Linked DNA regions of Homo sapiens: regions 1 and 2 are each linked to region 3. A link is an interaction called in ENCODE POLR2A ChIA-PET data of the cell type or tissue named here. Cell type or tissue: HepG2. All regions are shown on one strand.

Region 1 (5,000 bases), 52 kb after region 3:
TCCCCAGACAGCAGGCCCATTGTCCAGGGCTGTGTCCGCCCTGCCCCAGGGCGCGGCCTTCAGGGACTGCCCCCGAGGCCTCTTTCATCTTCAAGTCTCCAGGACCACAAGGGAAGTCTTGATGAGGCAAAACTGAAGAAGAGTTAAAAGCTTGTGTCTGCACAGAAAGCTGCACTCAGCTTTATAGCAGCTTTATTAGTGATTGTCAAAACTTGGAAGCAACCACGATGTCCTTCAGCATGTGAGTGGATAAACAAACTGTGCTACATCCCGATAATCGAACATTATTCATGCGCTTTCAAGCCATGAAGACACACGAGGAGCCCTAAACGTATGTTGCTAAGTGAAAAGAGCAAGTCTGAAGAGGCCACACTGCAGGATTCCAACTAGGGGACATTCTGGAAAAGGCAGCACTGTGGAGACTTCGGTAGCACTATGGTAAAAAGATCAGCGGTTGCCAGAGGGGAGGGGGAGGGAGGGGTGAGTCAGCAGAGCCCCACGGGGGACAGTGATGTTTAGGGCAGTGTCACTGCTCTGCACGGTATTATAATAGTGGATGCATGCTACTATATATGTGTCCAGACCCAGAGAATATCCAACACCAAAATCAACCCTAATGTGAACTGTGGGCTTCGGTTAATGACGCCACATCAGTATCGGCTCATCAGCTGGTACCTCCTCAGTACCAGATGCTCGACATGAGGGAAACGGGGGCACATAGGAACCCTCTCTATGATTTTCTCATTTTTTTTCCTTTTTCTGTAAACCTAAACCTTCTTAAGACATAAAGTTCATCATTAATTAAAACATGCAAAAGCTGGTTGGTAAAGACACGAGGTTTTTGCTGCTCTTGAGCATCAATCGGTTTGCGTGTAGCCAGGCAGAAAGTGGCCTGGGGTGAAGCTGGCCTGGTCCCCTGCCTCTGGGTCCAGCCCCCAATTTCCCGCGAGTTTGTGGGGAGGCTGCTTCCAGTGCGTATGTGCTCCAGGTGGGAGGAGGCCAGCTGGGCCTCCAGGCATCTCAGCTTGCTTGGTCAAGGCTGCAGGAGGCTCCTTCCCTCCCTGGGGCTCTCTCCTGAGGGCAGGCAGCTCTCTCCCACTCTGCAGGGATGGTGCAAAAAAGGCTTGGGCCCTACTTGTGGAGCCCCGCCTACCCTCCTCTTTCTCTCTCTGCTTGGATGTTCAGAAACCCACTTTCCAGGAGGGACCTGGCACACAGCACTGCAGCGATGGAAACAGGCCAGGGAGTGGTTGTGAGATGGAAGAGCTGAACCTTTGCCCCCAGCACTGATTGGCTGGCAGCCTTGGCTGCAGCCAGGCCTGGCACAGTGAAAATGCAGAAGGCTGTCCAGGCAGCACCAGCAGGTGGCCACTCAGCTCTGTGCCCAGCACGTCGCCAGCCCTCTTTGTGGCCCTGGGCTGCCAGCCTGGGTCTGCGTGGCCTCTGCTTCTCCCGGGGAAGGGAGCGGCTGCCTGAACAGCAGCATTGCATTTCTCGGCACTGCAGATGACACCAACCTGCAGGAGGCCCCATCTGTGCTCAGGGCTCCCAAAATTCTCTCTGGGCTGGACTTCTCTCCGAGCTTCACACTCAAAGCTCAAGAAGCCTCCTCGCCTTTCTCCCAAGTCCACCCCCTCCTGCAGGAGTCCGGTCATTAGCCTGGGGTTGGGGGGCAGTCTCCATCTCTGTCTTTTCCCTTTCCCTTCCATCCCACCCTCCATAGAGTCCTATTCATAGAGCACAGGGATCATGGCTGGCCCTGGCTGCCCCTCCTCAGCCCTGAGCATGACCATCGCTTTGTGGGAGCTCAATCCATAACCACATTATGGCCAGGTGCATGGCTCATGCCTGTAATCCCAGCACTGTCATCCCAGTACTTTGGGAGGCCGAAGCAGGAGGATTCCAGGAGCCCAGAGGCTGGAGACCAGCCTGGGCAACATGGTGCAACCCTATCTCTACCAAAAAAATATAAAAATTAGCCCGCATGGTTGCACATGCCTACGGTCCCAGCTACTCAGGAGGCTGAGGTAGGAGGAGGGTCGCTTGAGCCTGGAAGGTTGAGGCTGCAGTGAATCCTGATAGTACCACTGCACCCCAGCCTGGGCAAAAAAAACAGACCCTGTCTCTAAATAAATAAATAACTGAATTGGGCACCTGGGCAAAAGTGAATGCCATAGCCACTTGCAGCGACCTGGGTTACTGCTGGGGGAGTGGTCCTCACATGCCTGCTCAGGCTGATGAGACAGGACCCCACACTCATCGAGTGGGACCCGCAAGTGTCGCTGCCTCCCTGGCTTTGCTGATGAGACCACAGAGTTGCCGGGGTGCTCATATCCAAGACAGAAGCAGGGCTGGCCCCGCCCCCGGCTCCCCCACCAAACCTCTGGAAATTGCACCAAGGCCCAGGTGGGTGAATCCCAGTGAACCGAGAATCAGGCCCAAGCAGCTTGGCATCAACCCCAAATCCCGCCTACTCAGGGCCTCAGTTTCCCCATCTGCAAAGTGGTGCTGTCCTCGCCCCAGCCGATCATGCTCCAAATTCGCAGCTGCTGGAGAACTCTCTAGAGGAGAAGGAACAGCTGAGACACAGCTAAAGCAATACTGGCGTTCACCACAGAAAGAGCAGGTTCCATCCACGGAACTTTCTGGAATCCACATGAGTGAGGCCTGCCTGAGAAGCACGTGCAGGATTGGGGTCTCACCCCTGTGACAGTGCAGGACCCAAGTTGGGCCTATGCGGAGGTTCCCAGCGCCTTGGACTTGGTGCTGAGCTCTGAGCCGGAGCCCGAACCACATTTCCTCTTTGAAGGTTTGCTAGAAATCTCAAAGGTCAGCTGTTCTCATGTTTCCAGAATTTATTGATTTTGTCTGGGCTGGAAAGGCAACAAAAAGGCTTTTATTGCTGTTTCTGTGGCTGCACTGGGGAGCGGGGAGAGGATGCACTGCCCCCTGCACCTGTCCCAGGGGCCCGTCGGCCAACATTCAGGCCCCGAGGGGCCCCCATCGCCTGTCCCAGACTCACCCCACCTCACCCGACCGGCCTGTCCTATTGCGTGTCCTCACATGCCTGTGCCAGCTGATGAGACAAGCCCCCACACGCATGGAGCAGCACCTGTGTCACTGCCTCCCTGGCTTTGCTGATGAGGTGATGGAGTCACTGGGAAGGGCGCATCCAAGCCAGAAGGAAGGCTGGCCCCGCCCCCAGCTCCCCCACCAAGCCCCTCCCCACCCCAAGGCTCCGGGGAGTCCAGCTCAGCCTCCTGGAATGAGAGGAGACTCAGGGGCACTCCGAGTGCCTCTGAGAAGGGGACAGCCTGTGACAAGGGTGGGAGAGGCAGAGACGAGAAAAGGAAGGCGAGGGCATGGGCAGGCCGGGCGCAGGGAGCTCTGAGGGAAGCTGGTGCACTGCTGGCCACCGCCTGAACTATCATTCATTCCCTCACTCATTCATTCTTCACTCACGCATCGCTCCAACCTCCTGGACTGAATTCCCCCTTGTGTGCCCAGCCCCGGCTGATGCTGTCCACCCCGGGAACCGTCAGCCCAGGGCAGCTGTCCGGGAGCCCCTGATCCATCACGGGATCAAGTGCTCCAGGTCCGTGCCTTAGGAAGCCAGGGCCCATCCTTCATGCAGCGGGCAGGCTGCACCCGCAGTGTATTCTAGGCTTAGGATCCTATTCTAGGCGGGTGTAAGGAGGCATTGCCTTGGGCCAGCTGGGTGGGGTCCCTCTTCACCCCCGCCCCGGGGCTGTGCTTGCTCGGGTTGTTCCGATTCTCACCGCCCAGGGCTGGGAGGCGCTGCAGACTGTGCGTGGGCGTCTTACAGGCTAGTGAAGCAGCAGTGTTCACATCCTACCTGGACAGGTCCCCTCGACCCCCAAGCCTTGCTCCTCTCCTATAAAATGGGGGTGCTTCAGTCCCCACCCTCGCCGAGCGCTGCTCTGGGGCCGCTGAGAGGCTGATCCCCTTGAGCTGCCATATATTAGACATGCACCACCAGCTGCTGCCATCATGCCGGGTACGTGGCCCTCCCCACGGAGGACAGAGGACCCTCACTGTGGCTGCCGTGGGGACCTGTGCGGAGGAAGCTGGAGGCTGAGGGGCTCACCCCAGGGCTGCTTTTCCCAGGGGGTCCCAGCTTGGTCCCAGCTCCCTGCATGGGTGGCCTTTGTCTCAGCTGCCACCTGTGACTGAGGCTCCTCCCACCCAATTCCTTTCTCCTTTAGGAGTGTCAAACCTGCATCATGGTCTTGTCACAGCCAAGCCAGCCCTGAGCTCCATCCCCTGAAAGGGCAGCCCCTCCGCAAGCCCCTTCCTCCCTCCCAGCCCTGGCACAGGGCCTGGCATGTAGCAGGTGCTCAGTAAACACTCATAGGTGGAGACAGCAGGACAGACGGGAGCTCTGAGTCTCCTCCCCTGCAGTCTTGGTGATGAGCCCCTGCAATGAAGGGGGGCTGCACTGGGAAGTAGTGAGCATCCCATCATCAGAGGCATGCAAGAGGACCAGGATACCCATTTGAGGGAGACTTTGTAGGCACAAGGGTGAAACATGAATCAGCACAAAGTATGGCTTCTGAAAACTTCTTTCTTGCCTCAAAACAACAATAAAGCCCTATGCTGGGCGCTCCAAGCTCCATGGGAACGCTGCAGGTTGAGCAAGTGATTTGGAAACATCGCAGTCAACAAAGCTGCCGTCTCCCGGTGCGCCCCTTCTCGCTGGGTTCTAAATGAAAGCTGTTCATTAGGGCGACAGGTTTACCATCTTGCAATGAGAATTGCTGGGAGGTTTTTCCCCCTGAGGAGGAGAAATCATGTTTGAGTAGCGAGCACAGTTGCAGGGGACAATGTTTTCGTGGCTGTGGCTGTGGGAAGAGCTTTATTTGGGGATTTTTCCTCTCCGTGTCAGCAGCACAGGAGAAAATGACTCCAGTGAGCTTCGCTGCTGCAGTTTTATGGCACCGCCAGGACGCTGGGTCTGAAATTGTGCCCATTGCTCAGAG
Region 2 (5,000 bases), 72 kb after region 3:
TGAAGAGCGGGCCGGGCACCTGGCAGGCCTCGCGGCAGATGCCGTACAGGCTGTAGCTGAAGAAGAAGGGGAACCAGCAGAGCACGAACACGCCCATGACCACAGCCAGCACAAAGGTGAAGCGCTTCTCGCGCGCCTGGGCCACCTTGCGGCGGCACACGCTGCTGCGCGCCCGGCGCCGGCGCGACAGGAAGAACTCGACGGAGCGCGAGCTGGCGCGCGACAGGCGGCCACCGGGCCCCGGGGACCTGGAGGCGGTCAGCGCCCCCGACTCAGCCGCCCCCGGCCCCGCCCCCTGCCCGTCCGCACCGCCCGCGCCCCCCTCCGCGCCCGCTCGCCGCCGCCCGCCCCGCCGCAACGCGCCCCGGCGCCGCCGCCTCTCGGCCGCTGCGCTGCTCTCGTCCGGCTCCACGTCGGCGGGCGGGGGCGCGCAGTGCCCGTTCTCGCCTGCGCCTGCCGCCGCGCCCAGCCCGTTTTCGGTAGTCGGGGACGCACCGTCGGGGCCCACGGGGGCGCGCTTCTCGCTGAGCGTGCGCGTGCGCAGCTTGGCCACTCGGTAGATGCGCGCGTAGACCAGGCCCATGATGAGGCAGGGCGCGAAGAAGGAGCCGATGCAGGAGGACAGGATGTACCAGGTCTCGTCGTTGAGGCCGCACTGCGGGTAGGCGGCGCCGTCGGGCTGGCGGTAGAGCGAGACCAGCGGCGGGAAGGAGATGACGGCCGAGATGAGCCACACGGCCACGATGGTGGCCTTGACGCGGCGTGGTGTGCGCTTCAGGTTGTACTCGACGGCCTGCGTCACCGACCAGTAGCGGTCCAGGCTGATGGCACACAGATGCACGATCGACGAGGTGCAAAACAGCACATCGAGCGCCAGGTACACGCCGCACCACACCTGCCCGAAGTACCAGTAGGCCATGAGCTCGTTGGCCAACGAGAAGGGCATGACCAGCGTGGCCACCAGGATGTCGGCCGAGGCCAGCGACACCAGGAAGAGGTTCTGTGGCGCGCGCAGCGCCCGGCTGGTCAGCACGGCGATCACCACCAGCACGTTGCCCACCACGGTGAAGACGATGAGGAAGCCCACCACGGCAGCCAGCCCTGCCACCGCGCCCGCCGAGTACTGGCCGCGCGGCGGCCCCCAGGAAGCCCCCGAGGCATTGGCAACCCCGCCGCTGCCCCTCTCGCCCGCGCCGCTCGCATTGGGGCCCGCCGCTGCCGCCACCGCCAGCGCCGCCGCCAGCGCCGGGGACGCCATGGTCCTCCCGCGAGCTACGCCGTCCCTCCTGGAGCCGGGGCGCAGCCGCGGCAGCTCGGGCGCCCCCCAGCCGGGGTCGGCGCCCGCATCGCCGCCTGCTGCTCGGGCGCGCCCGCCGGGGACCGCGGCGCCCAGCAGCCGGCCCTCGGCCGTGGTGGCTCCGCGGGCGGCGCGCCGGAGAGCGTGGCTGCCGGGCTCCCCGCAGCTGCCGAGCGTGTAAGTGCAGAGCAGGAGGCGCCCGGAGCGAGCGGCGACGCGGCTGCGGGGGGAGGGGGGCAGGTCCCGGGGTCCTCGCGCGGCCCCGCCCTCGGCCCGGCTCACGGGGAGCGCCCCGGCGTCGAGCCCACGGCGACGCGGCGCCCGAGCGGGCGTGCCTGAGCGGCCCCGCGGTCCCGGAGCCCAGCCGGGGCGCAGGCGACAGGCGGCGGCGGCCCGGGCGCTCCGCCTCCCATCCGGCCGGCTAGGGCTCGGCGCGCCGGGGCGCCGGCCGCCGCTCCTCCGGGCCCCCGCGCCCGCGCGCTCCCTCCGTCTCCAACTTTACTTTCCCGGGCGGGGCGCCGGCGCCGCCGCGAGTCCTCCGGCTGCTCCCGGGCGCGGGCGCCCCCCGCGGTCCACGCTTGGCCGTGCGGCCGCCGCCTCGCTCGCCGGAGCTGCGCCGCCGCCGCCGCCGCCGCCCTGCGCTGGGCGCGAGTGCGGCCGCCTGCGATCGGCTTCCAACTTGGGTCGAGTTGCGCAGCGGGGCGGGCGCGCGGGGCGGGGCGGGCCGCGGGCCCTGGGGAGCTGGCCGGGAACCGGAGCCCGCGGCCGCCTGGTCGAACCTGCCCGCGCGGCGCCGGGGAGGAGTCCGGGGCGGCGGCGCGGGGCGCGCGCTCGGCGAGGGCGCCCCCTCCAGGGCCGCCTGCAGCCTGCGGGACGGGGCCGAGCGGCGGCCGGCCTGGGTGGTGAGTTCCAGAAGCTGCTCTTTCTAAGACTGGAGCCTCCTTCGCCTCCCCCGGCGCAGGCATGGGCGCAGGCGGGGGCGCGCACACGCGCGCGCGCAGCACGGGCGGCTCGGGGTCCATGGCCTGATGGCAGAGCAACCTCTCGCAGCCTGGGGGAGGACGCGACGCTACCTGCGTGCGCACAGGTCCTGCCGAGCTCAGGGTCCGGACCAGATCCTGGATCGGCGCTCCCCGTCAGAGCCACCTCCGCACCCACCCCGGCCTCAGTTCCCTCGGCCCACTTCCCAGCGCTGCTGGAGCATGAATCATAACTAACGGCGGTGTCTGTGGAAGCCCTGGGCAAGCTCCCAAGCTCTGCACCCATGTTAGCAGTGATTGAAGTTTAATCCTTAGGCTCTCAGGCCCTGCTTTTAAAGGATGGAGAGGTGTTCAAAGTCACCACCTCTGACAAACACCCAGAACGGAGCTGCCTGGATGATGGAGCTTTTTGCAAGGGTGGGCTCAGGGGAGAGCGGCCGTTGAGGTAGCCCCCGTGCACCCTCGCCCCCGTCCGCGCACCTCCATTCTGCAGATGTGCACTGCCACGTGCACTGCCACTCTGTGGCCCATGTTGGGTGCTGGCTTCTGCCTCCAGGCAGCCTGGGGTCTGTGGGAGAGGGACTTCCAGGGACGAGGTGATCCAGGAGGAGAGCTGGAGTTCTCAGGCCTGACGTTTCTCTGCTAGGACCGAAGGGACGACCCTTCTCCCAAACGTCCAGAAACGAACCCCAGCTGGCTGGCCTCTCCCTGCATGGGCCCGCAGGAGAGAGGGAGGGAAGGTCTGTCCATCCTGTGGCTAGAACCGGCGGGGAAGGGGCGCTTCTGAGTGCCCGGGAGGTCATCATGAAGAGCGGCTGGAGTGACTGCCCTACCCCCGGGATGCCTATCCATGCCCGTGGCCTGGGGCAGCTTCTCTCTGAGCTCCTGAAGGGCGCCAGCTTTAGCCTCAGAGCCTGTCGTGTTCTCTGCTGCTCAGCCCTACTGGGGAGCATGTCTGTCTCCGCAGAGACACTGCCAGGAGCTACGGCTTCGTTCTTCACCATGTTTGTCACCAGCAGGGCCTGCATTGGGGGTGTGGAGGCCGAGCCAGGGCCCGGCAGAAAGCAAATATTTCAGATGATGGGCCTGCCAAGCAGGGGCGCACGTTGGAGCCAAAGCCTTCTGTGCCAGTCCTGTGCTAGTCTAGGGCACATATGCCCTTCGGGGAGGCAACAGGCCATGGCTGTCCTGTGGGAGGTGTGTGACCTGGGGATGGTGGAGGGTCACCATCCTTACTAAAGGCCCTCCTGGTTCTGGTTGCCTAAAAGGTGCCACCTGTCCAGGGCACCTGGAGGTGCATTTTTCAGGGAAGCCCACACACACCTGCTTCCTTCATGGTCGGCCCGCTGGAGCCCTTGTCTCTATTGAGCCCTCTGCGATGGCAGAGAGTGAGGGGGGCCTGGCCTCAGTTGAGGTGCTCACCATCTGTGGGTGGATGGGGCCACCCACTGAGGTGAATGCGCTGACAACCATCAGTGCCCTGGGGCTCCTCCCCCAGCCTGGGAGCGGGGTTGTCAAGGAAGCCTTCCTGGAGGAGGTGACCAAACTGTGCTTAGAGAGTGAGGAGGTGTTATGAGGAAGGGGGAGGCCTCTGTAGGCTGTCCTTCTTCCAGTGGGAGTGGGCTTTGTACTGGGGGCGTGGGGAGACAGGAGGACTAGGAAAGAGCAGTGGCAGGGGCCAGATGCAGGCTTTGGAGAAGGTCTCTCTCCCTCGGCATCAGCGTGCCTCCCACCCCCATCCTGAAGGGCTCTCTTTTTGAGAAGTGCTTTGGGGGATGCGCAGGGGCATGGGGATCTATCTAGGATCCTGGCTCCTATGTTCCCAAGAGATGGCAGCCCAGGCACGGGAATTTGGAGGGAAAAGGACACGGAGCACCTGGGGCCCTGAGCCAGATGAGCCTCCCACTGCCCAGGAGGGCTGAAGGCAGGGGCCACTCACAGGCCAGGCTGAGGGCATCTGGAGTGCCTGGCCAGTGAGCGGCCCAGGCCCTTGGGGATGGCAGCCAACAGGCTGACATGCTGCTGGCAACACCTCCTGGCATGACCAGGGAGGGGTCAGAAGGGTCCACTCCAGGGCCTGGATGGAGCCAAGGGCAAAAAGCTGGGGCCTGGAGTCATTAGGAGGAGCGAAGCCCTGGGCCATGCATAGGGGTTGCATTGCACGCAGGCCTGCCTGTGGTGGGAGGGCCCGGGACCGCAGCTGTTTGCAAGGAAGCTGGAGAGGACTCTTCCCCCAGACCTTGAAATTAGGCTTGAGGAACTGCTCCGGATTGTCCGTAACAAGCAGAACAGCACGTACCCAGCAAGACTTCCTGTCCTGACGAGGCACGACGCGAGCTGGCACGACCAGGAGGGGCGAGGAAGGAGGGTGCTGGGGGAGTCAGGCTGCACTGGCGGGGGTTGTGGGGGCTGTCTGTGTGTACGTGTGCAGGGGAGTACATGGCAGAAGTGGGCATATTTCAGAGGGGAAACCTACAGGTGTTTCCTAGAACTGAGAACCTAGAAGTGGCACGTCCTGGAGCTGCAGAGGCGAACCTGCCTGTATCTCACCCATGATGCGTGGGGCCTAGGAGGACAGGGTTGGTCCAGCAGGGCCATACAGCCATGGGACATTGGGCCCTGGCTGCTGTGCCGGAGAGAGCTGGGTGCCTGCCTGGGATGCCGCGCTCTAGGCTTCGTGAGCAGCCTCAGCTCGGGTGGAGGGGAGTTTGGCTCCTTGAGCC
Region 3 (5,000 bases):
TGGATTCTAAACGGAAGAGGAATTATGATGATGACTCTTGAGTCATCCAAAGATTTTCCAGAAGGGGAAGCTGGGTTCAGACCTGAGCAGCTGGGAATAATACTCAATCTTGCACTGCAGAGATGTTCTGGAGGGCATTGGATGTGGCAGCTACAGCTCTGGGCCTGCATCTTGCTGCTATGGCCACCACCATTAATGTCACTGCCCCTTCTAAGGAATTCAGTGTTTTTGTAACTGCTAATGCTGTCAGAATTCATAGCTCCTTCTCCCTGCCACCCTACCCTATCCATATTTCTTGCTCCCGATTTGAAGTCTCAGGATGGAGGCTACCTGGTTTATCTACTCTGATGGAGACAGGCCCTTCCTCCTGCCAAGAGGCACATGGAGGTTGAGACTCTACAATAAATATAAAAAACTATGTGACTTTCCTAAGAGAAAGGGCAAATGTCCACTCCACTTGCCCCAAGAGATGGGCCAACATCAGTCCCTTCTCAGATCCTCTTCCCTGGCCAGGGGCGAGCACCACCTTCAGGGTCTCACTTCCCTTGGCCACAGGTCCATTGGTCTCTCTCCACCCTTCTCTCTGCCTCTTCTTCCTCCTGTCTCTCACACAGGTATCTCTCCCTGGGCTCTCATCTCCTCTCACAGTGCCCATTCTCCCCTGGGGACTCACCACCACCCCTGGCTCCCCTAACTGCCCTATCTTCATTTCTAGCCCTGACCTTTGCCCAGGCCCAAGACTCCCATTTGCTCTGCCTGCTGGGCTCTTCTGTTTAGTCACCTCCCCAGGCACCACCTGAACTCAACCCAGAGCGTGGATCATCTTAGGGCAAGGACTCCCAGGACACTTTTTCCTGCCTCTCCTTGTTAACAGGCAGGAACTAGGCCTCACCACAAGCAGGCCCTCACTTGGTGCTGAGCTAACAGGGACTCCACGCTGCCCTGTGGCCCTGACATGAGAGGTGCTGCACAAGGAACCCTCCCCAGAACAAGGGAGGTGGCTGGGCTGGTGTGGTGGTGGCCATGTAGGCTGCCCTCCTAGAGGCCCTGGCAAGGCACCACCTGCAGTCATGAGGAGGGGACATCTATGGTGTGAGGAACTGAAATTGATGACACTTGTATCAGGCACAGCCATGAACTCACCCTTGGATACTGCTGGCTGCCAGGTGCACCCAGGACATGCCTGGACCCCTGAACCTGCGAGGGGGAAACTGTGAACTCCACACTATTGCCTGGCCAGTGGGACCCAGGGAGGCTCTCTGCCACAGCAGACATGGAAACTGCAGCTGTGTGAGAGGCTGGCGGTACAACCTCACGGTGCAGGGACTTACCCCCATCCCCCTCAGATGAACTTTGTGCAACAGGAGGCAGAAGACAAGGGGTTCTTTGCCCTCCTCCCTCATGGACTAGCCAAGAAGTCCTGCATGACCAGGCAGAGAGCCAGACCAGCTTGTCAACCTGCCCCTTCACTTGCTTTCTGTCCCCTCTTCCCTCTGTCCCTCACTCTTGCTGCCTTGGGACTGCACTCACCTAAAGCTCTGGCAGGGAAATGTGGCCTTGGCATAGGAGGCAGACTTAGGGTGGCTCCCATGACCCTGTCTCCTGCTGTCCGTACCCATGAGTGTGGGTGAGACCTGCAGCTCACCACTGATAGAGGATGGCAAAGCAGATGGCAGTATCCATGGCCACGTGCCATCCCATGAGATGCCATCTGTCTATCACATGCCATAGGGACCCTCCTCTCTGGCTTGACAGCCTCCATGGCCTTGCTAGGGAGGTCCAGTGACAGCAACTGCAGGAGGCCTCCAGGAGCCAACGAGCAGCTGGAACCTCCAGACTTACAGCTGTGAGGAGCAGATTCTGCAACAACCTGAGAAGTTGGGAAGCTGATTCTTCCCCAGTTGAGCCTCTGATGAAAATGCAGCCTGGCCAGCACCTGTCTGCAGCCTGGGGAGACCCCTATGCAGAGAACCTGGTAAAACAGGGAGGCAGTGAGTGTGTGTGGTTCTGAGCCACTTCATTCATGGTGGCTTGTTACATAGTAGGAAGCTGACACACCAGGTTCTGTTCTCAAGGGAACCTAGACTATGACAACATCCAGCCCCTCTGATCCGGCACTTCATCTCCAGGAAGCCCACATAGCCTCGCATATGTTTCACAGGAAAGAAAATGTATACTCCCCTCCCAAGGAAGGAGGTGAGTGTCGTGACAACGATGAACTGCACATGCTGGAGAGGGAAGCAGCATGGTGGCCCCTGTTTTATAGATAAGGAGGGTGGCTGGTGGCTTGGTAACTTGTCCTGAGCCAGCAGCTGACCCCAGGCACCCGACTCCAGGGCCCAGTCATGAGCCCAGGCCTCTCTAGCCATTAATGTCAGGGATGTTGCCTCGTGCCCCTACCTACCGCAGGCTTAATGTGGGGGATGCTGCCCCATGCCCCTCCCTACTCTGGGCTTAATGTGGGGGGTGCGTGCTGCCCCGTGCCCCTTCCAACCCCAGGCTTAATGTGGGGGACACTACCTCACGTCTTTCCCCATCCTGGGTGGGAGTTTGGGCCCACAGGCACTGTCCTTGACCACACTTCCTCCTTTGGTCACTAAAAAGTTCCGGGTAACTGATCTGTCACTGACTGGAGCCCTGTCCCCATGCTGGGAAGGCCTGCCTCTCCATCCTTATCCATGCCCCCTCAAGACTGTAGAACCAAGAGGACCACATGGGCCTTCCCTGGTGGAGCCTGGATATAGTGGTGGAGGAGGCATTGTGCTGAGGTCTGGGATGGGCACTAGGCGTAATGGGAGGTGCCACAGAAAGGGTGATGCAAGTAACGCTGGGCCATGGTTACAATGGGGGCGAGTCACAGGAATGCAGAACAGAGGGGCACCACCCCGGAAGGGCCACGAGGTGGGTGGGATCAGCAGGGATCAAAGCAACACTGTGGCAGGGCCTGGGGGAGTGTGGCCAGCAGAGATCAAAGCAACACTGTGGGAGGGGGCATGGTCAGTAGGGATCAAAGCAACACCTGGGGAGATGGAGCTTGGTAGGGGGCATGGTCAGCAGGGTTCAAAGCAACACCACAGGAGGCAGAGCCTGGGGGGAGGCGTGGTCAGCAGAGATCAAAGCAACACTGCGGGAGGGAGCATGGTCAGCAGGGATCAAGGCAACATCAGGAGGCAGAGCCTGGGAGGGGGCGTGGTCAGCAGGGATCAAAGCAACACCTCAGGAGGCGGAGCCTGGGAGGGGGCGGGGTCAATGGGGATCAAAGCAAAACTGTGGGAGGTGGGGTTAAGAGGTGGGCGTGGTCAGCAGGGATCAAAGCTATACCGCAGGGGTGGGGTTATGAGGTGGGCGGGGTCAGTGGCCCGGGATGGGGCACGTGTGGTGGTGGGAGGGCTGGAACCCACTCACTGACACAGGCTGGTGAAAATGGAGAGAAAGTTAGAGCTCAGCAAAGTTAGAGCTGAGATGGGGGCGTAGACATTAATATGCTCTTAAAATAAGAACGCCCAGAAGAGGGGACTCATCAGCTGCCTGCTTCCAGATGTCAAAGCCTGGTTATTTTTAAGGCAACACCATCAAAGCAAAGCGTGCTGGAGCCGTGGGGAGGCGGCTGTCGCTCAGCAGCAAGGGGCTCAGGGAGGTTGGGGGAAACGGTGCTGCCCAGGAGATGCCCTCAGGGCAGTGCCCACCGCTGTCGGGTCACCTGGAGGGCTGGGGGCACCCAGGGTGGGAGTCCCAAGCCCCCATTTCCAGGCCAGTTCCATGCTAGGCAGCCTGGACGAGGGTGAGTGGCCCTGCCTGCCTGCACTCCCTCCTCCAAAACGGCCAGGCTCTTCTCACCCTGAGGCCATACCGGGCCATTGTGAAAACAGCAGCAGCAGCTGTGGGCCCGCTGGGAGCCGGGCTCTGCACGTTGCAATGTTCTTTCAAGTCTCACAGCAGCATAGGAGGGAGGTACGGAGCCATTCCGAACCGTGGTTTCCTCGTCTGGAAAGGGGAACAGCAACAGCGACTTCCTTGGAGGGTAGTGGTGAGGGTTAAACAGGCAGCATGCACACGGGGGTACTCAGAACCCCAACAGGTGCAGCGGGCAGACACTGCTGTTCTCAGTGATTATCGCCTCCTTTTGCATGTGAAAAAACAAGGCGCAGAGAGGCTGAGCTGCCCAAGGCCCAAGGCCCAAGGCCACAGAGCTGGGTTTGATCTGGAGGCTGATTTGGAGCTGGCACCCCCATAACTACTGCTGCGGTGCCAGCAGAGTGACAGGAGATGAGTCTCTGTAGCAGGTGTCTTCCAGCTCAGCCTGTGTTTGGTGTAACGTCTCTTCTGAGAGTGTTGGAAGCTGCAGGTTTGGGATAAGTTGGGGTCTTGCTCAGTGTCCCTGGCTGTGAGATCCCTGTTCCTGCACGGTCCCACCAGGAAAGTCGGTGGACAGGTAGATGTGATAGTGTCTGGCCTGGTGGCTCCTGGTGGGGCCAGGTCCCCTCCAGGTGTGGAGCCTGCCAGCCAGGCTCTGGCCAGTCCGGTCCCCAGGAGGCCCAGGAGGCCCACTTCTTGCTTTGTCCCTCTGGTTTTGACAGTCTCCCACTCTAGGGCCGCCTGCTGCTCCCCAGGCAGGTCTCGGGCTGCAGGTGCCATCCTCAGATGCTTGTGTCTGGGGCCTCATGGGGGCACCCTGGCGCTAGTTCAGGGGCAAATGTCTGTGACTTTTGTGTTTTGCTGACTACACACCCTGACTCCACACCCTGTCCATTCGGAAGCACTACAGCGCCCTGTCACCTCCACCTCATCCTGGTAAGTCCTTGTTTAGATACAAAGGGACACAGGGAGGCGGCTCCTGGAACTTCACACAGACACCTGTCACCGGAAAGGGGAAGGCTGGGCCGAGGGTCGGGTGGTCTCTGGTGCAGCTATAGCCAGCTGTCTCCCTCTGTCTCTCCCCGCTTCCTCTCTCCCCTCCTTCCTTTCTCCCCTCCTTCCTCTCTCCCCTACTCTCCCTCTCT

The links. Peaks named below come from ENCODE experiments on the same cell type or tissue, not always from the same donor. Only the 100,000 strongest peaks of a DNase experiment are listed, where the experiment ranks them.
Region 1: POLR2A ChIA-PET joins it to region 3 with 55 read pairs; 2 of 35 experiments call an interaction of 5 or more read pairs at or near these places.
Region 2: POLR2A ChIA-PET joins it to region 3 with 34 read pairs; 4 of 35 experiments call an interaction of 5 or more read pairs at or near these places.

Annotation. Positions count from the first base shown.
Region 1 is chr4:3,782,731-3,787,730 of GRCh38, reverse strand. It overlaps LOC124900651 (a long non-coding RNA gene), which reads right to left. Exons shown (of 2, transcript XR_007057997.1): 2 at 4,568-5,000. Among named protein-coding and RNA genes, the nearest start is that of ADRA2C, 19 kb to the right of the region's middle. In HepG2, CTCF peaks have their summits at 1,351, 2,940 and 3,791; DNase peaks (open chromatin) are centred at 1,280, 2,880 and 4,613.
Region 2 is chr4:3,762,865-3,767,864 of GRCh38, reverse strand. ADRA2C (adrenoceptor alpha 2C) reads right to left here and starts at 1,480. Exons shown (of 1, transcript NM_000683.4): 1 at 1-1,480. The coding sequence starts at 1,258. In HepG2, CTCF peaks have their summits at 1,452, 1,835 (motif pointing left) and 2,138 (motif pointing left); a DNase peak (open chromatin) is centred at 2,184; H3K4me3 peaks cover 1,457 bases.
Region 3 is chr4:3,835,087-3,840,086 of GRCh38, reverse strand. No RefSeq gene overlaps it. Among named protein-coding and RNA genes, the nearest start is that of ADRA2C, 71 kb to the right of the region's middle. RefSeq lists an enhancer at 2,652-3,320. In HepG2, a CTCF peak has its summit at 4,688 (motif pointing right); DNase peaks (open chromatin) are centred at 2,996 and 4,736.